7 separate regions of the Homo sapiens genome follow, and all the other regions are linked to region 1. Evidence: read pairs that join two places in POLR2A ChIA-PET (ENCODE). Cell type or tissue: OCI-LY7. All regions are shown on one strand.

Region 1 (4,000 bases):
TCTTGGCTCACCACAACCTCCGCCTCCAGGGTTCAAGCAGTTCTTGTGTCTTAGCATCCCGAGCAGCTGAGATTACAGGCACGCATCACCACACCCGGCTAATTTTTGTATTTTTAGTAGAGACGGGGTTTCACCATGTTGGCCAGGCTGATCTTGAACTCCTGACCTCAAGTGATCTGCCTGCCTCGGCTTCACAAAGTACAGGGATTACAGGTGTGAGCCACCGCACCTGGCCAAAGGGTATTTCAAAGGCTCTTTCACCTACAACAAGGACTCAGGTCAGGGAATCCATGAACAGAGATGCAGCAAGGAGGAGTTGCAGACAGGGTCTGGGGGAGGCTGAGGCAGGATGGGCATGAAGATCTTTAAGGGTCCTGCAAGCCCCCATTATGACACCACCCAAAATCTCACTCCTGTCTTAGGATCAGGCTCTGGCTGCCCCCAGGCACTGCCTGTTGGTATCTGGAATAGCACAAGGGCTGGCCGCTCTGGGATTTTCCTCTTTAGGGGTGGGGACAGTAGGGCAATGAGTGAAACGAGTAGTCAGTGATCATGGAAAGTTGGGCTCTGACTCTTGTGAGATTCCTGTTTTGGAGTGGGAGTGCTGGAAAAAGCATCAGATCAGGGACGGAAGGCATGAGAAAGGCTGCTTCCCTTTTCTAGGCCTCAGTTTCTTCCTCTTCAAAATGGGTAGAATAAAGCCCTACTTTCTTTTTTTTTTTTTTTTTTTTGAGACAGAGTCTCGCCCTTGTTGCCCAGGCTGGAGTGGGCGATCTCCGCTCACGGCAACCTCTGCCTCCCAGATTCAAGTGATTCTCCTGCTTCAGCCTCCTGAGTAGCTGGGATTACAGACACCTGTCACCACACCTGGCTTTTTTTTTTTTTTTTTTTTTTTTTTTTTGCACTTTCAGTAGAGACAGGATTTCACCATGTTGGCCAGGCCTGTCTTGCTCTTGACCTCAAGTGATTCGCCTGCCTTGGCCTCCCAAAGTTTTGGGATGACAGGCATGAGCTACTGCGCCTGGCCAAACCCTACTTTCAAATGGTATCCTGATGCTTACGTGGCAGTGGAGGCACCTTTTTTTTTTTTTTTTTTTTTTTTTGAGACAGAGTTTTGCTCTTATTGCCCAGGCTGGAGTGCAAAGGCATGATCTCGGCTCACTGCAACCTCCACCTCCCGGGTTCAAGTGATTCTCCTGCCTCAGCCTCCCGAGTAGCTGGGATTACAGGCATGCACCATCATGCCCAGCTAATTTTTGTATTTTTAGTAGAGACGGGGTTTCACCATGTTGGCCGGGCTAATCTTGAACTCCTGACCTCAGGTGATCCACCCACCTCGGCCTCCCAAAGTGCTAGGATTACAGGTGTGAGCCACCGCACCCAGCCCATGGAGGCACTTTCTAATTACCACGTGGTGCGCACACACACACGCAGAGTGCTAGTTAATAACTTGCTCGGACACATGTCCGATTGCTGAAGAATCTTGCTCATGGGAAAAGCAAATCCAGAAGCTATGAAATAAGAAGTCTTCTGGACACCATCTCTATTAAAAGAAGACAAGGTCCTGCCTACACATCCTTAATCAATAGCAGGAGCTTGTTACTGCTCCCTCCCCACACCCTTAGGTATCCTTGCCCCAGAATCACCTATTCACACTCAAAGCCCTGCCAGCCCAGCCTGGAGTCCTGCAGGGGTTAATGGAGAGGAGGAATGCCTCAGCAGATGCTTCTGCCTCTGCCCCAGAGTCCCAGGAACAATGCAATGCAACATGGTTGCAGAAACCCCCACCCAGAAGGGCGGGCAGCAAACCACAGGAAACGGTGACTGGCGCTGAGAACGTGTCACTTCCTGCTTCTGGAGCACCCCTCTAGAGGGTGGAAGGCCGCAAGGCTCTACTTGTGGGTGGAACAGGTGGGGTAGGAGGAACGAGGTGGGCAGAGAGTCCCTTTTTCTGTTTTCCTGGCACCTTCTGGTCAGAGAAACTCCCACCCACTTCTAACACCATCCTGGGCCCCAGACGCCTGAGTCGGTTTTGAGGAAAGACAAGGAGCCTGGTGAGCCCAGCAAAAGGCAGGGGGAGCCCAGGGCACAGGGCGGCTGCCCAGAGGGACCCCGGGGCACAGGGTGGCCACCCGGAGCTTTCGTCAAGGGAAGCCTTTGAGAAGGGAACATGGACCCACAGAAGGTTCCTCCCTGCACTTGAGTCACCGGCTCTCAGGATATCCCTTAGAAGCCACCTTCTCCCTCTCCCCTGGGAAGAGGGGACAGGAATTGACTCAAGTCCACACAGCAAAGGGTGCCAGAGCTAAGACTAGATCCAGGTTCTCTGCACCCCAAGCTCCTGAACTGCAAACTAGTGCAGAAAGGGGAAGGGAGAAAGCCAGGGAGGCCGCAAGGGTGGGGAAGGGTGTGGGGTGTGGAAGGAGGAGTGCCAGCAGCTTGAGCCTTCTCCTGATGGCCCCAGGGAGCCATGGCAGTTGGATCAGGAGAGCACCAGGGGCAGGGACAATTTTAGAAGTATTGAGGCTGCTGGAGAGCAGGATGGATTGCAGAAAACAAGACTAGACACAGGGTGACCAGTTCAGGAATGAAGCTCCATGCAGCTTTGGAAATCCAGTCTCCTATGACACACTCCATGAATGGGAAGAGCTCTGAGCTGGTGGGGCAGGATTCACCAGCTGGTGGCCCTCAGAGGGAGCAGAGCATGTAGCATGGGGAAGCTGGGGATGTAATGCGGAAAGGAGAGCTTTGGTCTGTGGTCAAGGTCAAGCCAGAGAAATATGGAAGAGATTAAACAGGAAGGAAAGGATTGATTTTTTTAGAGGGCTGGTTCCTCCCTGAAGTCAGACACCCAACCTGCATTGCTGCCCAGGGCCAGGCCACTGGTGAGACCCTGCCACTCACCAGTCCCCGAGGTGAAGCCAGGCTGCTGGAAGTTATAGTTCTTGATTTCACTGTACCATCTATCAGCCACCTCCTTTCCTGTGTGGAAATGACATTGTTCTAAAACTCAGCCACAAAATCCACCCACTCCCTATTCCCTGCATTTTCTCCCATCAGCCCCAAGCCACCAATGCGGCAATTAGACATCTGAGAAAGCCCCAGTCAGCTGACACATCCTGGACGCTGCTTTGCAGACTCAGGGACTCCTGCCCATGAGCATGGCCAGGCTGAAGAGTGGGCCTTCTGGGGGGCTGGGAAGAGCACTGGCCTGGGGTCAGGGAATCTGCACCTATCCCCCACAACCCATACACACTGACTTGCTGTGTAATCCTGGGCAAAGCCTTCCCTCTCTGGGCCTCTGTACAATGAAAAGGTTGAATGCAATGTACTGCAAGGGCCTTCTGATGATGCTCCGAGTTTCTAGGAGACTATACTGTCATCTCACCCCATTTGCAGCTCTTGAAACATCCATATTTGGAAAGACAATCAGGCTGGTAAGCCACGGATCTCCACTGTGGGCAGGAGGGACCTCACCTGGGGCATCCACTGTCCCCACACGTGTTGATATGGGCAGGCGTTTCCCTGGGAGCTGCTGCTCTCCGGGCCAGAGCCAGGAGCGGGGACCTCAGAGCAGTCAGTCTCAAATGTGTGCAAGAATCTTGTTAATGGGCAGATTCTGATTCAGTAGGTCTACAGAGGGACCTAGGATTCTGCATTTCTGCTTCCAGATGCTACTGCTGATCCATGTTCCACACATCAGCCTCACCTGGAGAGCATTTAACAAATACTAATGCCTGGGTCCTTCCTCAGACCAACTGTGTCTGTCTCTGGAGGAGAGACTCAGGCATTTTTTGTTTGTTTGTTTGGTTTGTTTTGTTTTCTGAGACGGAGTTTCGCTCTTGTTGCCCAAGCTGCAGTGCAATGGCGCGATCTCAGCTCACGGCAACCTCCACCTCCCAGGTTCAAGCGATTCTCCTGCCTCAGCCTCCCGAGTAGCTGGGATCACAGGCATGTGCCACCACGCCTGGCTAATTTTTCTATTTTTAGTACAGATGGG
Region 2 (4,000 bases), 81 kb before region 1:
GAGAAGTGGCCAGGCCTTCTCCAGGGAATTAGACCCTGAGTCCATTTACCTACCTTGCAACACAATAAAAGTTAAAAAAATTGAGAACCATGCATGCACAGCTTTGGTTAAATGAGTGGCACCTGCCCAGTGGTAAGCATGGTGTGGTCAGACCTCTGCCTTCTAACCAGTCAGGTTAGCAATTTTCCTCCCTAGGTATGGGGTAGTTAGGAGGGGGTCAGTTGAGAGGCAAGCAGAGGGACATTAAATATTGCCTCCCCTTCATGTATCTTTAAATTTTTATTAAGTCATGCAGTTAAAATAGAAGCCACAGTTATCAGAATCTATGTGTATTTTCTTGGAGTTTAGTTCATATAAATGGGAGTGCTATCCCACCGAGTTCTTGTTAGTGTAAAGGTGAGTGTAGCTGGGCAGAGGCTCTCTCATCAGCTTGGTGTGTGGAGCCTGAGAGGGTTCCATTTGGGAACTCTCAGGTTAAGAGATACAGGCTGTTGGCCTGTCTTTAGCCTCTTAATTGTTGTTTAAGGTAAAGGCTTTTACTAGGGCATTGATAAAAGTTATTTGCTTTGCCTAGTTCTGTTTGAAAAGTCCCAACTGCTGCTTTTTGAGTTCCTAGATGAGTGAAGCAGAGGACATTTTAGATATCCATCATTCATGAAAAAGCCAGTAGTTAAAATTACTATTTCCCTAATAACTGATGTGAGGTTTTTTTAGGGAGATTTCTTTACGTGGGCTATACTTGCCAATGAAAATGGTTTCTTTATCTCACAAACCATTTACCAATTGGTTCTTTTCATTTTCATAGGGAGCAAAGAGATGGTTCGAGTGATGCGGAAGAAGGGCATTGAGCATCATCCCAACTTTCGTGCAGTTAAACACGTCCCATTTGACCAGTTTATACAGTTGGTTGCCCATGCTGGCTGTATGATTGGGAACAGCAGCTGTGGGGTTCGAGAAGTTGGAGCTTTTGGAACACCTGTGATCAACCTGGGAACACGTCAGATTGGAAGAGAAACAGGTATTTACCTTTGCTCATACTTCAACTGACTAGGCTTTATACATACGTGAGTTGTTATAAGGTATGCATATATCAGTACTGAGCATATATTTTGTGAACAAGTGAGTGAATGAGGTTAATAACCAGTTGAAGCCTAAAATCTATAGTCGATAAATAGCACACAGTGATTACCAAATATTTTAGATCTCTACTTACATTTTATTGTCTTTGTAATATCAATTAGCACTAAGTGGTTCTTTCTTTTTTTTTTTTTGAGATGGAGTCTCGCTCTGTCGCCCAGGCTGGGGTGCAGTAGCGTGATCTCGGCTCACTGCAAGCTCCGCCTCCCAGGTTCACGCCATTCTCCTGCCTCAGGCTCCCAAGTAGCTGGGACTACAGGCGTCAGCCACCAAGCCCGGCTAATTTTTTGTATTTTTTAGTAGAGACGGGGTTTCACTTTGTTAGCCAGGATGGTCTCAATCTCCTGACCTCGTGATCCGCCCACCTCGGCCTCCCAAAGTGCTGGGATTACAGGCGTGAGCCACCGCGCCCAGCCTAAGTGGTTTTTAATTATGGTCTTTCATGGCTGTGTTTAAGAGAGAATGTGGTTGAATGTTTCATGAATATATGAATGCTAGTCTTTTATTTTCTGGGCCTAATGTAGAATCCCTTCAGTCAGTACTTTAGAGTATGGTAGTTCTAAGTAAAGTGCCCCTTAAGTATAAGTAGGATTATTATTAATGAATTTGCTAACTGAGCTAGGTCCTGTTATTAACATTAGTTCAAGTTCTAATCCTGTTTACATGCAGTGGAATTTAATGGAAGCTGTAATGGAAAAGTGTGTATCATTAAAGGAAAAAGAACTGGACTAGAACCAAGGAGATGAGTTCTAGCTCTGCTCTTTCTCCAGTTCTTCATAATTGCCACCTTTCTGTTATATTTAGATCTTCTTCCCTTCTCATTCCCAGCATATTACTTTACTCCCCACTTCATAGAGAAAATGGAAGCCATGAGATGGAAATTCTTTCAAATTCCTCAATTCATTTATTTAGAAAATATTTAGTAAACACCTACCATGTACTAGGCACTGGGATTTGGCAATAAACTAGACCAAGAAGAGCTGGGCTCTCGTGTAACTTACATTCTAGTGGGAGAGGAGATAGATGATAGACATACACAAAAGAAATAAGAAAAATATCAGGAATTCTATATGCTGTGCCTGCTGTAACACAAGGTATATGATGGACTCCATTAGATTGGTTAAAGGAAGGCCTCTTTAAGGAGATGACACCTAAGCTGAAATCTGAATGACAAGGAGTCAGCTATGTGAGGATCAGGGAGAGGCAGTGGCAACAGCCAGTGTGAGGGCCGGGAGGTGAACTTGGTGTATTTGAGAAATGGAAGCGCTATTGTGGCTGTAGAGTAGTGAGCAAGAGGCAGAGTGATACAGGTGATGTTAGAGAAGGAAACAGATGCATGTAAGCCAGGGTAAGTCATTTGGAATTTTTTCTAAGTGTAATGGGAAGGAATGACATGACAAGAGTTGCATTTTGGAAAGATCACTCCGGTTGCTAATATACAGAATGGAATGTCGGGAGGGGGGGCGGGGGGGCAAGAATAAAAGCAGGGAGACCAGTAAGGGGGCTGATTCAGTTGCTCAGATGAGAGATGATAGTGGCTTTGATGAAGTATTAGAGATGGAAAAAAGTTAGATTTGGGTCTTGTTATAGTACTTGCTGATGCTTGGATGCGGAGGTGAAAGGAATCAACAAGGAAGCCTAGATTTCTGATTGGGCAGTGATATGCTGGGAATGAGAAGGGAAGAAGATGTAAATATAACAGAAAGGTGGCAATTATGAAGAATTGGAGAAAGAGCAGAGCTAGAACTAATCTCCTTGGTTCTAGTCCAGTTCTTTTTCCTTTAATGATACACACTTTTCCATTACAGCCTAGATTTCTGATTGGGCAGCGATATGGGGACACTGAGGGAGGAACAGATTTGGGGAGGGATTGAATTAAGAGTTCTCTTATAGCTATGTGAAGTTTGAGATGCCTATTAGATATCAAAGCAGACATGGCTAGTAAACAGCTAGATAGTTCCAGGAAGAGTTAGAGTTGGAGATAGAAATTTGAGAGTCATTGGTATAGAGATGATGCATAATTGGTTGTCAGTTTGGCTGCTATAACAGAGACCCTAAATAATAGTGGCTGAAATAAGTTAAATGTTCTTTCTTTCTCAGTGGATGGCAGCTCCACAATCATCAGACTTAGCCCCCATCTATTTTCTTAGTGGTTGCTCTAGCTATTGCTTGCAAGTCTCTGTTTTAGCCTTTGGAAGAAGGAAAAGAGAAGATGCCTTTCACTTTAAAGGCAAGACCTGAAAGTTGCAAATCTTTCTTCTCACATCCATCAGAACTTAGTCACATGGCCACATCTGGCTGCAAGGCAAGCTGAAGAATATAGTCTTTTTTGTTTGTTTGTTTGTTTTGTTTTTGTCTGAAATGATACTGTTCTGTTGCTCAGGCTGGAGTGCAGTGGTGTATTCATAGCTCATCGTAACCTTGAATTCCTGGGCTCAAGTTATCCTCTCACTTTAGCCTCCTCAGCCATGCCTGGCTAATGTTTTTACAAAATGTTTTGTAGAGACAGGGTCTTGCTTTGTTGTCCAGGCTTGTCTTAAACTCCTGGTCTCAAGTGATCCTTCCTACCTTGGCCTCACAAAGTCCTGGAATTATGGATGTGAGCCATTGTGCCCAGTCTGTGTTTTGTTTGTTTTCTTTCCTTCTTTCTTTTCCTTCCTTCCTTCCTTCTTTCATTGTCTTTCTTTCTTTCTCTTTCTCTCTCTCTCTTTCTTTCTTTTTTTTTTTTTTTTTTAGTGAAGCAGTGCTGGGGGAGGAGGAACTGGTTGTGATCAATTAGTTGTAAACACCAGCCAGAATATAATCTTTGGCTGGGGATCAGATGCCTGGCTAAAAATTCTGTTTCTAGTATGAAGAAAAGATA
Region 3 (4,000 bases), 110 kb after region 1:
AGCTTGCAGTGAGCCGAGATCACGAGATGCACTCCAGCCTAGGCAACAGAGCGAGACTCCGTCTCAACAAAAAAAAAAAAAAAAAAAAAAAAAAAAAAGTGGGCTAAGGACATGAATAGACAGTTCTCAAAACAAGATATACAAATGGCCAACAAACATATGAAAAAATGCTCAACATCACTAATTACCAGGGAAATGCAAATCAAAACCACAATGCAATACCACCTTACTCATGCAAGAATAGCCATAATTAGAAAATAAAAAAATAACAGATGTGGGAGTGGATGTGGTGAAAAGGGAACACTTTTACATTGCTGGTAGGAATGTAAATGAGTATAACCACCATGGAAAACAGTAGGGAGATTCCTTAAAGAACTAAAAGTAGATCTACCATTTGATCCAGTAATCCCACTACTAGATATTTATCCAGAGGAAAAGAAGTCATATGAAAAAGACACTTGCACACGCATGCTTATAGCAGCACAATTAGCAACTGCAAAAATATGGAAGCAGCCCAAATGCCCATCAATCAACAAGTGGATAAAGAAAATGTGGTAGATGTGTGTAGCAGCACAATTAGCAATTGCAAAAATATGGAATCAGCCCAAATGCCCATTGGATAAAGAAAATGTGGTATATGTGTACACACACACACACACACACACACACACACACACACACACACTATGGAATACTACTCAGCCATAAAAAGGAATGAAATAATGGCATTTGCAGCAACCTGTATGAAGTTGGAGACCATTATTCTAAGTGAAGTAACCCAGGAATGAAAAACCAAACATTGTATGTTCTCATTTATCAAGTGGCAGCTAAGCTATGAGGACACAAAGGCATAAGAACAATACAACGGACTTTGGGGACTCGGTGGCAGCAGGGGAAGAGTGAGCGGGGGATGAGGGATAAAAGACTGCACATTGGGTACACTGTAGTGATGGGTGCACCAAAATCTCAGAAATCACCACTAAAGAACTTATTCATGTAACCAAATACCACCTGTTCCCCTAAAACCTACTAAAAAAAAAAGTAGTAATATCCTATAGTTATACAATGTCTTTTTAACAGGAAAAAAGTACAAAAAAATTTCTCTCACTATATTAATACTATTTCAGTACCATATTTCATATGGTAACTCACCTATAATTTAGAAAACATCATATGATTTTTAAATCAAAAGATAAATTGGACTAAATCATACTCAGGTAAGAGGCAGGCAGCCAGTTGGTGGTGGGCTCTGCAGCTATAAGGTCAAGAAGAGCTGAGGCTGGGAAGCTGACATTTTATGAGGGTGTGGAAACTATGTGCAAAAAAAAAAAAAAAAAGGAAGCTGATTGAGGGAGAGAGGAAACTGGAAGAGATGCACAGAGAGAAGCCATGTGAGATAAAGACTGTCTCTAAAAGAACACACGGGAAGTCTAATTTCCTGTCAGTCTTGGTTCCTGTCAACTTTCTAGTTCCTGTAGCAGTCCCTGAGGTAGAGATGTGCTGAATTTCCTACCCTTGGCTTTCCATGTGATTTCCTGTTAAATGCTATATAACCAGCCCCCTAATCCTGACTTATTTTGGGTTTTGTTCCTTAGAGTCAAAAGAGCTGTAACCTAGACATTGATCATTATGAAACAACTAAAGCAAATGACTCTTCTGAAGTCCTCTTCAACAGTCAGTATTTTTAGATAATTCCCTTCCCCACTGCAGCAGGGCTCCCATCTCTAAACAAAGGATCTAAAAGTATAGCTCCCAATTATCTCATGGTCAGAACACATCTCTTAATACTCCACTTATAGTCTTGTTCAAGTTACCTATGTGCTTTACAGCATCCATCATACTATGTGCTATATACCTGATGAAACCATATGCTTTTTCCTCAAATATATTCTTCAGATTTAGGATATAAATAGGTATGTACTAATATAACCACATAATATTAGCCATGTAGGTATTATACATTTTGGGGTGAATTTCCTGTCTGAATTTCCCACTAAACTTAAGCCCCTATTTTTGCTTACCACTTTATACCTCTGCCTATCACAGTGTCTGTCAGTATTAATAGTTTAATAAATATTTGCTAAATGGATTACTCACAAGTATGGAATTTGGCTTAATAAGCAATGGCCCTAGTGCAATTATTACTAATATTCATCCTAAACATGTACAAAAATAGAACTTTTTATTCTCTCCTTTCCTTACCTTACAACCCTCCTCCAAAATGCTCTTCCTCCATCTTCCCTACTTCAGTAAATGGCATCAACTTTTATTAAATTGCTCATGATTAAAAAAAAAACCTATGAGTAATCCTTAATTCCTTCTTCCCTCACTTCCCACATCTAATCCATCAGCAACATATTTTAAATATCCCCTCTCCTATCTCCACACCACTCTACTCTTGAGTCAACCCTTATCTCCTGCTTGAACTACTGCAATGGCCTTCTAGTCATCCTGCTTATACTCTTACCCCACTACAATAATTTTTTTCATTCAGCAGCAATACTGATCTAAAATAGAAATAAAATCATACCACTCTTACTTAAAACTCTATTGGTTTCTATCTGTGCACAGAATAAAATCCATAATCCTTATGTGGTTTTTTGCAATGCTCTGCACCATCTAGCCCTAGCATACTCTGTTGGTCACTACATTCCAACCATATAACCTTTTGTTCCTTATGCCTTAAGGCTTCTGCACTTCCTGGACCTCACCCCTGTCTTTCATAAGACTACCCACCACCTTCTCAGCCTTCGGATCTCAGTTCTAAACTTTACCTTCTCAAAGAGGCAGCTCTTATAAACTCTTTTGAAGTTCTTTTACACAAAGAACTACTCACACAATTCTCTGTGTTAGCCATTTGGTTTAGTTCCTTCATGGCATCCTTATCATACCTAGAAATCATTTTGTTACATATTTATCTATTTATTGTCTATCACCTCTCAGAATGTAAGCTCCTTGGAGCAGCAGCTCTGCACCTAGAACAGTGCCTGACGTATAATAAGTACTCATATAGTATTTTTTGGATAAACAAACCTCATAATATCTCTTTTGTTCTTTTAAAAACCACATTTATAATATATAAAAATAACCTCCTTGACCTCTTCCCATTTTCTTCTACAAGTGGCACACAGTGAAAAGTATTATTAATGAAAGATTGCTTAAATTTATGGATGCCAGACAGAAACTTTCAGCTGCATACCAGAATAAACTGTCATATCTGGTCTATCACCAATCCTAGCTCTTTCTACAGTGTGGGCCAAGATACTTCTTTGGTAAGAGAATCTGCTTCTTATTACTTTGCTCCAGATAGGCGTTTGCTTTTTCTAACTTAAAATTCATTACTTTCTTCTTCTGGATTCTAGGTTTACTATTACCTAATTCCTTAAATGTCAACTTACTGAAACCTGGCCCTTAAGGTTATATCCTTCCCTCTTTTGTACTATTACAAAGCAACTTAAATAAAAACGGAGCCATTATCAGGTGCCATGACACACGATGCTGATACTGCAGGATAGGGTCCCTTCTCATCCTCCAAAGAGAAAACCATTGAGCAAGTCATTTCACTTTCACACCTCCATCCCCCAGGAATAGGAATAATCAAGGTAATAAGATTTGCAAAGTTGTATAATAGAGGGGGTCAATAACCTGCAAAGCCTTATACCAGAGCAGACAGAAGTACCCAATCTTGGATGCGGTTAAGAAGGGAAGGAAGACTGAGCAGGAATACAAGCAAAGCCTTCACTGAAATACAATTTTATATTGTGTTCTTAATTCTGTTTAGGATTGAAAAGCATTTTCTATACTTTCTACAATTCACAGTGGAAGCCTTTGTCCATTATATTACTCAATGTCCTTTAGTAAGGAACCAGGCAATACATGCTTCCTAGAATTTAGTATAAGGAACATGTCTCACTTTTAGATCAAACTTGGAATTTTTTTTTTTTATCAAACAATGCAAACTATATGTTGTCATGAACTTTTAGAGCTTAGAAGGGCCTTT
Region 4 (4,000 bases), 320 kb before region 1:
GTGGCGCCATCTCGGCTCACCGCAACCTCCGCCTTCTGGGTTCAAGCCATTCTCCTGCCTTAGCCTCCCGAGTAGCTGGAATTACAGGCATGAGCCACCACGCCTGGCTAATTTTGTATTTTTAGTAGCGACGGGGTTTCTTCATGTTGGTCAGGCTGGTCTCGAACTCCTGACCTCAGATGATCTACCCTCCTCGGCCTCCCAGAGTGCTGGGATTACAAGTATGAGCCACCGTGCCCGGCCAATCTTTTTTTTTTTTTTTTTAAATACTTACATTTTTGCGAAGTGATTTCTCCCTATTGCTACCAGAAAAAAAATCAGTTTATCTGGGGATGTATGCTTAATAAACGCTCTCTTTTTTTTTTTTTTTTTTTTGAGACGGAGTCTCGCTCTCTCCCCCAGGCTGGAGTGCAGTGGCGTGATCTCGGCTCACTGCAAGCTCCGCCTCCCAGGTTCACGCCATTCTCCTGCCTCAGCCTCCCGAGTAGCTGGGACTACAGATGCCCGCTACCACGCCCGGGTAATTTTTTGTATTTTTAGTAGAGATGGGGTTTCACCATGTTAGCCAGAATGGTCTCAGCCTCCCAAAGTGCTGGGATTACAGGCGTGAGCTACCACGCCTGGTAATAAACACTTATATCAACCATTCTACGTCATGATGTGCTTCTAAGAAGTCTTGTTGGCAATCTTTTAGTGAAAATTTTCTTCTTAATATGTTAATTATTACTGTATTACTTGGTATCTCAAACTGCTGTTTTCTGTTTGTTTGTTTTTTGTTTTTTGAGACAAGGTCTTGCTTTGTTGCCCACTCTGGAGTGCAGTGGCAGTGGTAATCATAGCTCACTGCAGCTTCCATCTCCCAGGCTCAAGCAGTCCTTCCACCTCAGCCTCCTGAGTAGCTGGGACAATGAGTGTGACAACTACGCTATCCTTTTTTCTTTCTTTTTTTTTTTTTTTGAGACAGAGTCTCCCTCTGTCGCCCAGGCTGGAGTGCGGTGGTGCGATCTCAGCTCACTGCAAGCTCCACCTCCCAGGTTCACGCCATTCTCCTGCCTCAGCCTCCCTGTAGCTGGGACTACAGGCGCCCCCCACCACGCCCGGCTAATTTTTTGTATTTTTTAGTAGGGATGGGGGTTTCACCATGTTAGCCAGGTTGGTCTCGATCTCCTGACCTCGTGATCCGCCTGCCTCAGCCTCCCAAAGTGTTGGGATTACAGGTGTGAGCCACAGTACCCGGCCAACTACACTAACCTTTTAAACTTTTTTGTGACATGGAGGTTTCACAATGTTGCCTAGGCTGGTCTCGAACTCCTGGGCTCAAGTGATCCTCCCACCTTGGCCTCCTAAAGTGCTGGGATTATAGGCATGAGTGACCATGCCCAGCCTGTTTTGTTGTTGTATTTTGTAAGAAATGCACCAAAGAGTTGATTGCAAGGTAATCTTTTTTTTTTTTTTTCCAGACGAGTCTTGCTCTGTCACCCAGGCTGGAGTGCAGTGGTGTGATCTTGGCTCACTGCAACCTCTGCCTCCCAGGTTCAAGCAGTTCTCTGCCTCAGCCTCCCGAGTGGCTGGAATTACAGGCGCCCACCACCACGCCCGGCTAATTTTTTTGTATTTTTAGTAGAGATGGGGTTTCACCATCTTGACCAGGCTGGTCTTGAACTCCTGACCTTGTGATCCACCTGCCTCAGCCCCCCAAAGTGCTGGGATTACAGGCGTGATCCATCGCGCCTGGCCAATAATCTTTAGACTTTAAGACTGTAAACTTCAGGAGTCCATTCTCAGGATAAGGGTGGCCCTTTTTGTTGCTGTAATTAGCATTTACGTCTATGGTGTACAGGTAGATAGTGTGTACTCCATGGAAACCTATGGCTACTGTAAGCTGTCCTTTCCTCTAATTACTTGGAGTCAAGTTAGGAGTTAGACCTTTATTCTTACCCGCCAGCATAATTTTGTCCTGGATTAGGAAACAGCTATAATCCCAGGACTTTGGGAGGCCAGAGTGGGTGGATCACCTGAGGTCAGGAGTTCGAGACCAGCCTGGCCAACATGGTGAAATCCGGTTTCTACTAAAAATACAAAAAAAAGTTAGCCGGGCATGGTGGTGGGCGCCTGTAATCCCAGCTACTTGGGAGGCTGAGGCAGGAGAATCACTGGAACCCAGGAGGCGGAGGTTGCAGTGAGCCAAGACCATGCCATCGCGCTCCAGCCTGGGCAACAAGAGCTAAACTCCATCTCAAAAAAAAAAAAAAAAAAAAAGATTGCCCGATAGTCCATTAAAAAGATATTGCCCAAATAATCCTTTGAAAAGGCTGTACCAATTTGACAGCTACATTTTATGAGACTTTAATAAAATACACAAGGTTTGGCTGGGTGGGGTGGCTCATGCCTATAATCCTAGCACTTTGGGAGGCTGAGGCGGGCGGATCACCTGAGGTCAGTTCAAGACCAGCTTGGCCAAGGGGAAACCCCGTCTCTACTAAAATACAAAAATTAGCCAGGCATGATGGCGGGTGCCTGTAATCCTAGTTATGGGGGAGACGGGAGACTCATTTGAACCCGGGAGACCATGGTTGCAGTGAGTCGAGATCACGCCACTGCACTCTAGCCTGGGTGGCTGAGCGAGACTCAGTCTCAAAAACAAAACAAAAACCTGTTTTAGTTAAGTATGTTGATTAGCAATGACTTATTTTAGCTTAATTGTAAACTATTATCTAGGTTATTTGCCTCATTTATAATTTATATTTCTTTCTTTTTTTTTTTTTTTTTGGAAACAGAGTCCCGCTCTGTCACCCAGGCTGGAGTACAGTGGCATTATCTCGGCCTACTGCAACTTCCACCTCCTGGGTTCAAGCAATTGTCCTGCTTCAGCCTCCAGAGTAGCTGGGACTACAGCCACCATGCCTAGCTAATTTTTGTATTTTTAGTAGAGATGGGCTTTCCCCATATTGGCCAGGTTGGTCTCGAACTCCTGACCGTGTGATCCGCCTGCCTCGGCCTCCCAAAGTGCTGGGATTACAGGCGTGAGCCACCGCACCCGGCTAGTTTATATTTCTTTAGGGAATTAACCCCTGTCTCTATTTTACTGCTCTCTGTTGGCCACTAAAAAATAATGATTTGAGGCCGGTCATGGTGGCTCACGCCTGTAATCCCGGCACTTTGGGAGGCCAAGGTGGCGGATCATCTGAGGTCAGGAGTTCGAGACCAGCCTGGCCAACATGGTGAAAACCTGCCTCTACTAAAAATACAAAAACTTAGCCAGGTGTGGTGGTGGGCGCCTGTAATCCCAGCTCCTTGGGAGGCTGAGGCAGGAGAATTGCTTGAACCCAGGAGATGGAGGTTGCAGGAGCTGAGATGATGCCACTCCACTCCAGCCTGGGTGACAGAGGGAGACTCTGTCTTACACACACACAAAAAGATAATGATTAATAATTACTAATATTAATAATAATTTGGTAAACATTTGTTGAATGCTTACTATGTACTAGACACAGTGAGGATTTCAGAGATAATTCAGATATGCATCAGTTCAATGATAGATCATGACAGTGTTAGCAGAACAAATGCATTTTTGGGATTGCAAAAACATCACAATTGCATTAATAGTAATAAGATTTTTTTTTTTTTTTTTTTGAGGCAGAGTCTCACTCTATTGCCCAGGCTGGAGTGAAATGGTGCTCTCTCTGCTCACTGCAACCTCCACCTCCTGGGTTCAAGCAATTCTCCTGCCTTAGCCTCCTGAGTGGGTAGCTCGGACGACAAGTGCACACAACCATGCCCAGCTAATTTTTTTATTTTTAGTAGACATGGGGTTTCACCATGTTGGCCAGGCTGGTTTTGAACTCCCGACCTCAGGTGATCCGCCTGCCTCGGCCTCCCAAAGTGCTGGGATTACAGGCGTGAGGCACCGCGCCCGGCCCTGTGTGTGATTTTTCTACCTCTGTTCCTTTGATTGTTACTTCAGCCTATAATGCCTCTTTTCCCTTCAGTTCCTTTTCTA
Region 5 (4,000 bases), 180 kb after region 1:
ATACAGGGAGGTATGATTTTCACACTTCACTTGAACAGGTGAAATGTGGCTACTACTAGAACACATTAAGTATGCATGTATAACATAATACCTAGATTAACCACTAAAAAAATCTTTACACAGTGGTGCATTCAAATGCACTGTATATAAATCAAAATGGAACTCTAAAGTATATATAAGTGACCCACAGAAAGGCAGGCAGGAAAAGGAAACAGGGTAACAAAAACCAGAAGTGTCTTAATCTGTTCAGTCTGCTATAACAAAATACCATAAACTGAGTAATTCTCACAGATCTGGAGGCTGGGAAGTCCAAGATCAAAGCATTGGCAGATTTAATGTCTGATGAGAGCTCACTTCCTCATACACAGGTACATTTTCATTGTGTCCTCACATGGAGTAAGGCGGAAGGGGTCCCTCTAGGGCCTCGTTTATAAGGGTGCTTGTCCCATTAATGAGAGCATGCCCTTTATGCCCTGATCATCTCCCAAATGTTTCACCTCATTATGCCACCATATTGAGTATTAGTTTTAAACAAATTAATTTGGGGTGACATATATATTTAGTCATTTCAAGAGGGAACAAACAAAAAACAAAAATAAAATAGTAGACTCAAGCACTAAAATATCAATAATTATATTAAATATAAATCATCTAAATATGCCTATTAAGAGACAGATATTGAAAGAGTGGATTAAAAATTGACCCAACTACATAGAGTTTACAAGAAACTTGTTTCAAATATAAAACTACAGGTAAATTGAGAGTAAAAGGATGGAAATCGTATCAATTAAAGCAGAAAAAAAGCACTTTTAAAAAATAACACCTATTAATGACAAAAAGCTTTCAGAAAACTAGAAATAGATGGGAAACTTCTTCAATTTGATAAAGAATATCTACTGAAAAAGCATAGTTAACATCATATTTAGTGATGAAAGACTGTGTTCCCCCAAAGAAAAAAATACTGAGGTATAAATCTAACAAAACATGTATAGAACATGTATGCTGAAAACTAAAAAATGCTGAACTCAAGGCTCTAAATAAATGGAGAGACATACTGTGTTCATGGGTTGGAACACTCACTGTAGCAAAGATATCAACTCTATTCAAATTGATGTGCAAACTTAACACAATTTCTATCAAAATCCCAGCAAGACTTTTTGTATGTATAGATAAAATTATTCTAAAATGTACATAGAAAGGCAAAGGAACTCATACAGCTAAAATAATTTTATACAAGTAAAAATAAAGTGGAAGGAATCACTATTGCTGGCTTTAAGATTTTTTACATAGCTACAATAATCTTGTGAAGGGTACACAAGACCATGTAGTATTGGTAGAGGAACAGACACGTAGATCAATGAAACAGAATAGAGAGTCAGGAAATAACCCCACATAAGTATGTCCAATGATTTTTGACAAAAGTGCAAAAGCTATTCAATGACATAAGAATAGCCTTTGCAATAAACGGTACTGGAGCAATTGAATATCCATAGGAAAAAAACAAAAACAAAAACTTTAACCAAAGTCTCATACATTGTGCAAAAATTAACTCACAAGAAAACCAGATCAAGATGGCTGACTAGGGATGCCAAACACTCATCTCCTGCACAAAGAAGAAGAAAACAACAAATAACTGTACTGTGAGTAGAGCAACTAAAGGAGAACACGGAAATACAGCAAGAAAGTGACAAAAACCCTCTGAGGCATGGATGTGATGGCAGCATAGACAGGGAAGTGAAACATTCAGCTGGGGTCAGCTCAGAGTCAAAAGGGACTTCTCATTGTGGGGAAAAGGTAAGCAGGAGCTCCTCAGCAGTCCCCATTTCAACTGAGGACATCTGCAATCTTAGCTGCTGGCATGCCTCACAAGTCTCACAAGCCTTGAATCCATAATAGGGAGCTGCCTGGAGTCTGCATAACCTCATTGCTCTAAAGAAGGAACACACACCAAGTGCCCCCTTACTCCCAGGACCAAAGCTGCTACAGCATGGTGGCCATTTGGGGAATGAGGTTGCTGTTGGTGTGCATCTTGACCTGGGATCCTATAGCCACTACATGTCTACATTTTTGGAGACCAGCCATCATCCCCTGATACCCATATGGAAAACTGCACCACCACCCCAGCTAGACCCAGCAGTACAGCCTTAACCCCAGCACCTGAGTCTATGCATTGCCCTACACTCCAGGGAGCAGGCAGTTCAGGACAGCATGGAGGCCACCCTCAGGACTGGAGGAACAGACATACACATTCCTTAGAGCCATAAAACAAGCTGCCTGATACCCACCACCACCAATGACTCTGTCCCCTCCAATGGCAGAACTGTCACGCATTGCAAACATATTCCAGGAACCCAGAACTGGTCCAACTGGTACCCACCACTGCCAGTCACCCTGCCCCCTCCAATCGTCTCATATTATATATGCCCCCTAGGGACGAAGAACCTGCCTGTGTGGTGCCCACTGCCACCAGCAACCCCATCTCCTTCAACTGCAAAGTAGCCATGCACCATGTATACCCCCCAGGAACCAAGGACCAGCTCGTCCAGTGCCCACTGCAGCTGGCAACACCATCCTGACAACTGGTGGAGACACTATGCTCAGTGCACACCCCCACCGCAAGAACTTAAGAACCAACCCATCTAGTAGCCCCTGCCTCTAGCAAAGCCACACAACAGCCTCCACAAACACCTTCAGTCTAGGCCACTGAGGCACTCACAGACACCACCACTGACATTGATTAGAGCTAAAGAAATCACATGGAGACTGCATTACTGCACTCACAGAACAAAATTCAAAGCACCCTACCAAACCAACAATACAGGACACATCTACAGGAAAAAGGCTTTCCCTATGGAAGCTACTCCATAAATTTGGAAGGGCTGACTGCTCCATTAGATGCACAAATATCAGTGTAGGAACACAAGAAACATGAAAAACAAGGAAACATGACACCTTCAAAGGAACACAATAATTCTCTAATAACAAAACCAAAGGAAAGGAAATCTATGACGTGTCTGAAAAGGAATTCAAAATAATGATCCTAGGAATCTCAGTGAGATACAAAAGAATATCGATAGATAATTCAATGAAATCAGAAAAACAATTCATGATCACAATGAGAAATTCAACAAAGAGAAAGAGTTCATAAAAAAGAACTAAACAAACCTTGGAGCGGAATAACTCAAAGAATAAAAATACAATTGAGAGCTTCAACAACAGAGAAATAATTTTTCAACTTAAAGACAGATCTTTTGAAAAAATAACCCAGTGGAACCAAAAAAAAAAAAAGAAAAGACAAAATAATTTAAAAGAATGAAGAAAACCTACATGATTTATGGGATACCATTAAGCAAACAAATATTGCTATTATGGGAATTCCAGAAGGAATAGAGATTAGAAAGGCATAAAAAACCTACTTACTGAAATATTAACTGAAAACTTCCCAAGTCTTTGTAAAGATACAGACATCCAGATCCAGGAAGTTCAAAGATCCCCACACAAAGTCAACTCAAAAAGGTCCTTTCCAAGGCACATTATAGTTAAATTGTCAAAAGCCAAAAACAAAGAGAAAAATTTAAAGACAGCAGGAGAAAAGAATCAAGGCATATACAAGGGAATACCTATTAGACTAATAGTGGATTTCTCAGCAAAAACCTTATGGCCAGGGAGAACGATATATTCAAAGTACTGAAAGGAAAAACTGGCAGCCAAGATTACTATACCTAGCAAAGCTATCCTTCAGAAATGAAGGGGAAATAGAGTCTTTTCAAGACAAGCAAAACAAGAAAATGCATGACTAGACCAGCCTTACAAGAAATGCTCAAGGGAGTCTTACATCTGAAGTGAAAGGATAATAACTACCATCATGAAAACATGTGAAAGTATAAAACTCTCTGCTAGAGCAGATAAACAAATGAGAAAAAGAAAAGGATCAAACCTTATCAACTACACAGAATCACCAAACCACAAAGATAAGCAATAAAAGAAGAATAAAGAAACA
Region 6 (4,000 bases), 350 kb before region 1:
ATGGAACACGAGGTCAGGAGATCCAGACCATCCTGGCTAACACAGTGAAACCCTGTCTCTACTAAAAATACAAAAAATTAGCTTGGCGTGGTGGCACACACCTGTAGTCCCAGCTACTCAGGAGCCTGAGGCGGGAGAATCACTTGAACCTGGGAGGTGGAGGTTGCAGTAAGCTGAGATCACACCACTGCACTCTAGTCTGGGCGACAGAGCTAGACTCCATTAAGAGAAGAAGAAGAAGGAGAAGGAGAAGAAGAAGACCCTTAATCATACTTTTCTTTTCTTTTTTTGAGACGGAGTCTTGCTTTGTCACCCAGACTGGAGTACAGTGGCATGATCTTGGCTCACTGCAACCTCCGCCTCCTAGGTTCAAGCGATTCTCCTGCCTCAGCCTCCCACGTAGTTGGGATTACAGGTCCTGCCACCATGTCCGGCTAATTTTTTTTTATTTTTAGTAGAGACGGGGTTTCACCATGTTGGCCAGGCTGGTCTCGAACTCCTGACCTCAGGTGATCTGCCCGCCTTGGCCTCCCAAAGTGCTGGGATTACAGGCGTGAGCCACGCACCCAGCAATTATACTTTTTTTTTAACTGACACATTGACCTGTGTAGACCATTAACCAACAAGATTATTCCTGAAAACGTCCGTGTTCCTTGAGCCAAAAAACAGTATTTGGCACATGAAGATGCTGAATTAATGTTTGTCAATTAGTGAATTAATGACAAATAACAACATTAGCAGGTTACATTCAACTTAAACAAAACCAAACCAATCAAAACTATTTGATTACTCTGTTACCTTCAGCAAGTCTTAATTTCTCGAAATCCCTGCTACTTTTATAAAATGGGACTTATTATGCTTCTCATGAGGATTAAATGAAATAATGTATGTAAATACACTACAAAGAGCTGCACTTAAACCTTACTCTTATTGATGGAGAAGGGAGGCCTAGAGAGAGGGTGGGACTTGTAGTGGCACGACATAGGATGGCATGACTGTCCAGGTCTCCTGACTCTCCGTCCAGAGCCTTTTCCACAATGCCACGCGGCCTCATCATCCAAGTTGTCTTGCCCAGTTAAGGTTTAGAAATCTCAAACGAATCAGGATTTTTGTCCAGTAGAGAGAACGTGTATGAAGATCCACTTTGCACTGTGGACCTGGCATTAAGGGTGTTCCTGGTACTAAGGGTAAAATCAAGATTTTTCTCATGGGCATAAGAAAAAGTGAAAATTGGCTGGGCGCAGTGGCTCACGCCTAAAATCCCAGCACTGTGGGAGGCCGAGGTGGGCGGATTGCCTGAGCTCAGAAGTTCCAGACCAGCCTGGGCAACACGGTGAAACCCTGTCTCTACTAAAATACAAAAAAAAAAAAAAATTAGCCAGGTGTAGTGGCATGCGCCGGTAGTCCCAGCTACTCGGGAGGCTGAGGCAGGAGAATTGCTTGAACCCGGGAGGCAGAGGTTGCAGTGAGCCGAGATCGCGCCACTGCACTCCAGCCTGGGTGACAGAGTGAGACTCTGTCTTAAAAAAAAAGAAAAAAAGAAAAAGTGAAAATTATGTTCCCAGCTTGCTGCTGATTAGCAGACATAGGGCAAATAGAACCTCTAAGCAGGCCAGGTGTGGAAGCTCACGCCTGTGATCCCAGCACTTTGGGAGGCCGAGGTGGGCAGATAGCCTGAGGTCGGGAGTTCGAGACCAGTCTGACCAACATGGAGAAACCTCGTCTCTACTAAAAATACAAAATTAACCGGGCATGGTGGCGCATGCCTATAATCCCAACTACTCGGGAGGCTGAGCAAAGAGAATTGCTTGAACCTGGGAGGCGGAGGTTGCGGTGAGCCGAGATCATGCCATTGCACTCCAGCCTGGGCAACAAGAGCGAAACTCCGTCTCAAAAAAAAAAAAAAAAAAAAATAGAACCTCTAAGCATTCATTCTTCAAGGCTGTTTCCTTTTTCCTTCCCAACAGCCTCTGCAGGGAGGGGGATGTGAAAAGCAATATGATCAGAATGTAATGAAGGAACAAATCTCACTGGGAGTCAAATACCATTGTTAAAAAAAAAAAAAAAAAGGCATCATGGGCAGAAGCCCAAAAATCAGAGGCTTCCCCCAGTGTTCTTTGAATCCATTTTTTAAGCTGTTAAAAACACCCTTAAAATAAACCTGCCATCTTGTGAGGACAGGAAGAAGGTTACCCGTCTTCCCGCCACCATCTGCAGACTGGCTCAGCTTTAGGCTTCTTTGAGCCACACTCCCCCGCCCCCAGCCTGTTCTTTATAACATGTCAGGGTGGGGTTGATTGTAGTTTCTTTCCCCAACTTAGCAAAATTCAGTCACAATTAAAATTTGACGTGAACCAAGGAGAGGCTACAGAAATAGTAGTTTACAATGCATTTTATTCTTGCAATTTGACATCTTCTAATAATTTCTGACACTGTGCTTGGCCCACTTGTGTTTATCAGTCTGAATTTGGATCAGATCAGTTTAAACCTCTATCTAGGATGAAAGCTCAATCTGTTGCTGGGGTAATGGCTCAGGGTATGGTTGGGATCAGGGTTCACCCTGTAGTTGTGATTAGGGCTCAGTGTGTGGGGCTAAGAGCTAGTCTGTGATTAGAGTAGAGACCAGTCTGTGATTAGCATTAGAGCTTAGTCTGGGCTGGAGTCAGGTCTCAGCCTGTGGCAGAGATCAGAATTGTGTGTGGTGAGCTCTAGGATTCAATCAGGTAATAACACTATACGGCTCTATTCCAGGAAAGAAAGGGCAGGAAGTGTTGGTCAGGAGTTCAAAGTCCATTGAGGGTCTATCAGACCGGAAGACTGAGCAGATGGAAAATCAAGGAACCAAGAGGGGTTTAAAATAGTGACCCCCCACCAAAATGGCAGAAGTTAAAAGGACTGACAATAGCAAGAGTCTGTGAGGATGTGCAGCAACTGGAACATTTTTGTGTGTAGAGACAAAGTCTCACTCTGTTGCCCAGGCTGGAGTGCAGTGGCACGATCATAGCTCACTGCAGCCTCGAACACTTGAGTTCAAGTGATCCTCATGCCTCAGCCTTCCAAAGTGCTGGAACTACAAGCATAAGCCACTATACCCGGCCCAACAACTGAAATTTTTTTTACATTGCTAGTGGGAGTATAATTTGTACAACTACATTGGACAACTGCTTGGCAGTATATGTAAAGTTAAATATACATATCTATGCCCTGTGACTCAGCACTTTCAATCCTGGAATGAACAAACAACTACTACATACAACAACATGGATAAATCTCACAAAATAGTGTCAAGCAAAAGAAACCAGACACGAACAAGTAGTCACCATATAATTCCATTTATACAAAATTTAAAAACAGGCAAAATTAATTCATGATGATAGGAATCAGAAGAGTAGTTACATTTAGGGGGTATGGACTTGAGGGGGCCTGAGGGAGCCTTCCGGAGAGATGGTATGATCTATATCTTTTTTTTTTTTTTTTTTTTTTTGAGATGGAGTTTGAGTTTCACTCTTGTTGCCCAGGCTGGAGTGCAATGGTGCAATCTCTGCTCACTGCAACCTCTGCATCCTGGGTTCAAGCAATTCTCCTGCCTCAGCCTCCCGAGTAGCTGGGATTACAGGCATGCGCCACCATGCCTGGCTAATTTTTTTTGTATTTTTAGTAGAGACGGGGTTTCTCCATGTTGGTCAGGCTAGTCTCGAACTCCTGACCTCAGGTGATCCACCCGCCTCCTCAGCTTTCCAAAGCGCTGGGATTACAGGTGTGAGCCACTGTGCCTGACCAGTATGGTCTATATGTTTTGATCCAGATCATGGTTACACAGGTGAACATATATAAAAATTCACTGAGCTGAATATTTAATGTTTGTTGAGGAGTTAATTCCACAGTCATGACTTTTCTGCTATGGCAATTGTGATGTTACTGTCATGGCTTGTTGAGTCGGGGGGTGGTCCTGGAGGTACTGGGCTTGCAAGGGTGCAGTCCTTGAGGCAACTATGCTGGG
Region 7 (4,000 bases), 100 kb before region 1:
TCAAGTGATTCTCCTGCCTCAGCCTCCCCAGTAGCTGGGATTACAGGCGCCTGCCACCATGCCTGGCTAATTTTTGTATTTTTAGTAGAGATGGGGTTTTGCCATGTTAGCCAGGCAGGTCTTGAACTCCTGGCCTCAGGTGATCCGCCCGCCTCGTCCTCCCAAAGTGCTGGGATTACAGGCGTGAGCCACTGCGCCCGGCCGAAACTCAATTCTTGAAAGCAGCTTTTTGCATTCTCTCAACTCAAGACTGTCCATTGTAAGTACTGATGAAAAGTGATTGCCTCCTTACAAAAGGAAATTTACTTGCCCCAGGCTGGATTTAAATTTTAATTTTTTTAAAGATAGGGTCTTGCTCAGTCTTTCAGGCTGGAGTGCGGTGGCATGATCATAACTCACTACAGCCTCAAACTCCTGGGCTAAAGTGATCTTCCTGCCTCAGCCTCCCAAATAGCTAGGACCGCAGGTGTGCACAACCACACTCAGCTAATTAAAAAAAATTTGTTTGTAGAGACAGGAGTCTTGCTATGTTGCCCAGGCTGGTCTTGAACTCCTGACTTCAAGGAGTCCTTCTTGCCTCAGCCTCCCAAAGTGCTGGGATTACAGGCATGAGCCACCATGTCCAGCCAGATTTCTTGTTTTTATTTATTTATTTATTTATTTATTTTGAGACAAAGTCTCACTCTTTTGCCCAGGCTGGAGTGCAGTGGTGCGATCTCAGCTCACTGCAACCTCTGCCTCCTGGGTTCAAGCGATTCTTGTGCCTCAGCCTCCCAAGCAGCTGGGATTACAGGCACGCGCTACCATGCCTGGCTAATTTTTCTTTTTCTTTTTTTGAAATGGAGTCTCGATCAGTCTCCCAGGCTGGAATGCAATGGTGTAATCTCGGCTCACTGCAACCTCCGCCTCCCAGGTTCAAGCAACTCTCCTGCCACAGCCTCCTCAGTGCTGGGATTGCAGGTGCACGCCACCACACCCTGCTAAGTTTTGTATTTTTAGTAGAGATGGGGTTTCACCATGTTGGCCAGGCTGGTCTCCAACTCGTGACCTCAGGTGATCCGCCCACCTCAGCCTCCCAAAGTGCTGGGATTACAGGCATGAGCCACTGTGCCCAGCCAAAGTTGAATGTTTTTGCTAAATTTTAGGGCTCTTATAACTCTTTGTATATTTGAAAAGCTGATGGCCAGCAATTTCCAAAATTTTGCACTTTTAGATTTGATATTTCCAATATCTTTAAATGTTCTCATTCTACCATTTGAGTCATAATTAAAAGCATTTTAAAAAGTAAGATTTGTGGCTGGGCGCGGTGGCTCATGCCTGTAATCCTAGCACGTTGGGAGGCCGAGGTGGGTGGATCATGTGAGGTCAGGAGTTTGAGACTGGCCTGGACAACATGGTGAAACCCCGTCTCTGCTAAAAATACAAAAAAATTTGGTGGGTGTGGTGGCGGGCACCTGTAATCCCAGCTACTCAGGAGGCTGAGGCACAAGAATCTCTTGAACTGGGGAGGTGGAAGTTGCAGTGAGCCAAGGTCATGTCACTGCACTCTAGCCTGGGCAACAGAGGGAGACTGTATTTTAAAAAAAAAAAAAAGTAAGCTTTGCCCCAACAGTTTATAGAATATGTTACCAATTTTGTAATATACGTTGTGTATGTGTGTATGTATACACATACATACATCATATATATACACATCATATATATATATATTTAGATAGAGACTTATTCTGTTGCCCAGGTTGGAGTGCAGTGGCACCATCTTGGCTCACCGCAAGCTCCGCCTCATGTGTTCAAGTGATTCTCCTGCCTCAGCCTCCCAAGTAGCTGGGACTATAGGTGTGTGCCACAACACCTGGCTAATTTTTTTTGTATGTTTAGTAGAGATGGGGTTTCACCATGTTGGCCAGGCTGTTCTTGAATTCCTGACCTCTCGTGATCCACCCAGCTCGGCCTCCCAAAGTGTTGGGATTACAGGCGTGAGCCATATATTTATTTATATTATCATAGTTTATCCATGGAAGGACAGATAGGAAACCAGTAACTGCTTCCAGGGAAAAGAACTAGCTAGCTGGGGAACACAGATGAAAAGACTTATTGCTACTTAACCTCTTGTGACTTTTCAATTTTAAACCATGTGAATATACTACCTGATCAAAAATTTAGTTAATTAAAATTATTTTTTAAAACCTCCCCTTAAAAAGGCATTTTACCTTAATTTTATTTTTAAGATTTAACTTCTTTCCTTGAAAAAGCTTTGACTTTTTAAGGTTTTTTAGGTTTCTAGGTAACATTGTTGTATTTTTCACCATTTATTTATATGGCCAGCTTGCTCTCAGTTTAGGTAGAATAACCTTTGAGTAACCTGGTAAATAAGCATTTTAGTACTGCCAGATGGAACATTTACTGTTCTTTGTAAAATAAATACAAATTGACAAACCATGAATGATTTGTTTTGCCTCAGCAAATTAAATATTACCAACAATTTTTTCAGCTCAAATTTGATCACTGGAAGAAGGATTATATACAAGAACACTTACGACAACCATTTTTGGAAGAATATTTTTGTCTCTTTAAAGATTAGATAGTGCGGCCACGTGCGGTGGCTCATGCCTGTAATCCCAGCACTTTGGGAGGCCGAGGCGGGTGGATCATGAGGTCAGGAGTTCGAGACCAGTCTGGCTAGCATGGTGAAACCCCATGTCTACTAAAAATAGAAAAAATTAGCCCAGCATGGTGGCACATGCATGTAATCCCAGCTACTCGGGAGGCTGAGGCAGGAGAATTGCTTGAACCCAGGAGGCGGAGGTCGCAGTGAGCCGAGATTGCACCACTGCACTCCAGCCTGGGTGGCAGAGCAAGACTCTGTCTCAAAAAAAAAAAAAAAAAGATCAGATAGTGCTTGGGTCTTCTGAATATAACTCTCTTGGTGGAATGCCCGTTTCGTTATATTGTAAGTGTTTGCCATTGGGTGAAATTAGCTTTTACTGGGGATTATAAATTCAGAGTGGACCTAATGATGGGACCGTTTGCATGGTCACAGAATTTTAGCCTAAGAGAGTGTTGAGGTACCAACAGCAGAGGGCTACTGATGGAATTTCCAGTGAATTTCAGAGTTTACCCTCATCTAAAGGATGGCACCCCTAGAATTGGAATCCTTACTGAAGTGTCTCTGGATTCCTGATTACAAGTTCTAAATATTGATACACTTACTGAAACATGAACATTGAGATCAGAGTCCATGAGGTGAAATTTTATGTTGATTTAGAGAAGTTTAACATGTTCCAAGTCTGGCTCAGTGGTGTATGCCTGTAGTTCCAGCTACTTAGGAGGCTGAGGTGGGGGGGTTGCTTGAGCCCAGGAGTTCCAGGCTGCAATGAGCTATGATCGTGCTTGTGAATAGCTACTGCACTCTAGCTTGGGCAACATAGCAAGATCCCATCTCCAAAAATGTAAAAACTTTTTAAAAAATTCCATAAAACAAATCTCTTATTCCTTGCCCCTGATTTTACTTTTTGAATGGAGGGTATAGCATGGCAGGGAGGGATGAGCGAGCAGTGGAGCTGAGCAACAGTATATCTGTGAATGGGAGGGCCATAACGCTCAGAGCGAGGCAGCAACTGAGAAACGTGGGGGAGGAGGACCTGAGGTTTGTGTGAAGCCTTTCCAGAAAGGATGACACTTAGATGGAGTTTTGAAGGATGAGTAGAAGACCAGCAAGGAGGAAAGGAAGTTTTAGGAAAAAGTAGGTGGCATCTATAAAGGTATAGATATACGGAGATTCACTAGTTGAACTGGAGGCAGTTTGGTATGGCTGGCACTTTGGCACAGAGAAGGGTAATTTTAGGCAGGGAAGAGATGGTGGAAAGGAAGATCACTTTGAAAGTTTGTAGGAGGCCGGGCGCAATGGCTCTTGCCTGTAATCCCAGCACTTTGGGAGGCCGAGGTGGGTGGATCACTTGAGGCCAGGAGTTCAAGACCAGCCTGGCCAACATGGCAAAAC

What was found. ChIA-PET counts read pairs that join two places held together with the same protein. Peaks named below come from ENCODE experiments on the same cell type or tissue, not always from the same donor. Only the 100,000 strongest peaks of a DNase experiment are listed, where the experiment ranks them.
Region 2: POLR2A ChIA-PET joins it to region 1 with 7 read pairs; 2 of 35 experiments call an interaction of 5 or more read pairs at or near these places.
Region 3: POLR2A ChIA-PET joins it to region 1 with 6 read pairs; 7 of 35 experiments call an interaction of 5 or more read pairs at or near these places.
Region 4: POLR2A ChIA-PET joins it to region 1 with 8 read pairs; 4 of 35 experiments call an interaction of 5 or more read pairs at or near these places.
Region 5: POLR2A ChIA-PET joins it to region 1 with 5 read pairs; 3 of 35 experiments call an interaction of 5 or more read pairs at or near these places.
Region 6: POLR2A ChIA-PET joins it to region 1 with 5 read pairs; 2 of 35 experiments call an interaction of 5 or more read pairs at or near these places.
Region 7: POLR2A ChIA-PET joins it to region 1 with 6 read pairs; 8 of 35 experiments call an interaction of 5 or more read pairs at or near these places.

What each region holds. Positions count from the first base shown.
Region 1 is chr9:36,149,854-36,153,853 of GRCh38, reverse strand. GLIPR2 (GLI pathogenesis related 2) reads right to left here. Exons shown (of 5, transcript NM_022343.4): 4 at 2,905-2,982. Among named protein-coding and RNA genes, the nearest start is that of GLIPR2, 15 kb to the right of the region's middle. In OCI-LY7, no CTCF peak of the experiment used is centred here; DNase peaks (open chromatin) are centred at 63, 658 and 1,843; H3K4me3 peaks cover 2,108 bases; H3K27ac peaks cover 2,697 bases.
Region 2 is chr9:36,230,938-36,234,937 of GRCh38, reverse strand. It overlaps GNE (glucosamine (UDP-N-acetyl)-2-epimerase/N-acetylmannosamine kinase), which reads left to right. Exons shown (of 12, transcript NM_005476.7): 5 at 806-1,018. Among named protein-coding and RNA genes, the nearest start is that of GNE, 26 kb to the left of the region's middle. In OCI-LY7, no CTCF peak of the experiment used is centred here; no DNase peak of the experiment used is centred here.
Region 3 is chr9:36,039,109-36,043,108 of GRCh38, reverse strand. All of the region lies in intron 1 of RECK (reversion inducing cysteine rich protein with kazal motifs), which reads right to left. Among named protein-coding and RNA genes, the nearest start is that of RECK, 4.2 kb to the right of the region's middle. In OCI-LY7, no CTCF peak of the experiment used is centred here; no DNase peak of the experiment used is centred here.
Region 4 is chr9:36,474,779-36,478,778 of GRCh38, reverse strand. It overlaps a transcript of RNF38 not described here. Among named protein-coding and RNA genes, the nearest start is that of RNF38, 77 kb to the right of the region's middle. In OCI-LY7, no CTCF peak of the experiment used is centred here; no DNase peak of the experiment used is centred here.
Region 5 is chr9:35,974,657-35,978,656 of GRCh38, reverse strand. No RefSeq gene overlaps it. Among named protein-coding and RNA genes, the nearest start is that of OR2S2, 19 kb to the right of the region's middle. In OCI-LY7, no CTCF peak of the experiment used is centred here; a DNase peak (open chromatin) is centred at 1,716; H3K4me3 peaks cover 510 bases; H3K27ac peaks cover 993 bases.
Region 6 is chr9:36,502,571-36,506,570 of GRCh38, reverse strand. No RefSeq gene overlaps it. Among named protein-coding and RNA genes, the nearest start is that of MELK, 68 kb to the left of the region's middle. In OCI-LY7, no CTCF peak of the experiment used is centred here; a DNase peak (open chromatin) is centred at 2,200.
Region 7 is chr9:36,250,873-36,254,872 of GRCh38, reverse strand. The region is part of intron 1 of GNE (glucosamine (UDP-N-acetyl)-2-epimerase/N-acetylmannosamine kinase); the gene reads left to right. Among named protein-coding and RNA genes, the nearest start is that of GNE, 5.6 kb to the left of the region's middle. In OCI-LY7, no CTCF peak of the experiment used is centred here; no DNase peak of the experiment used is centred here.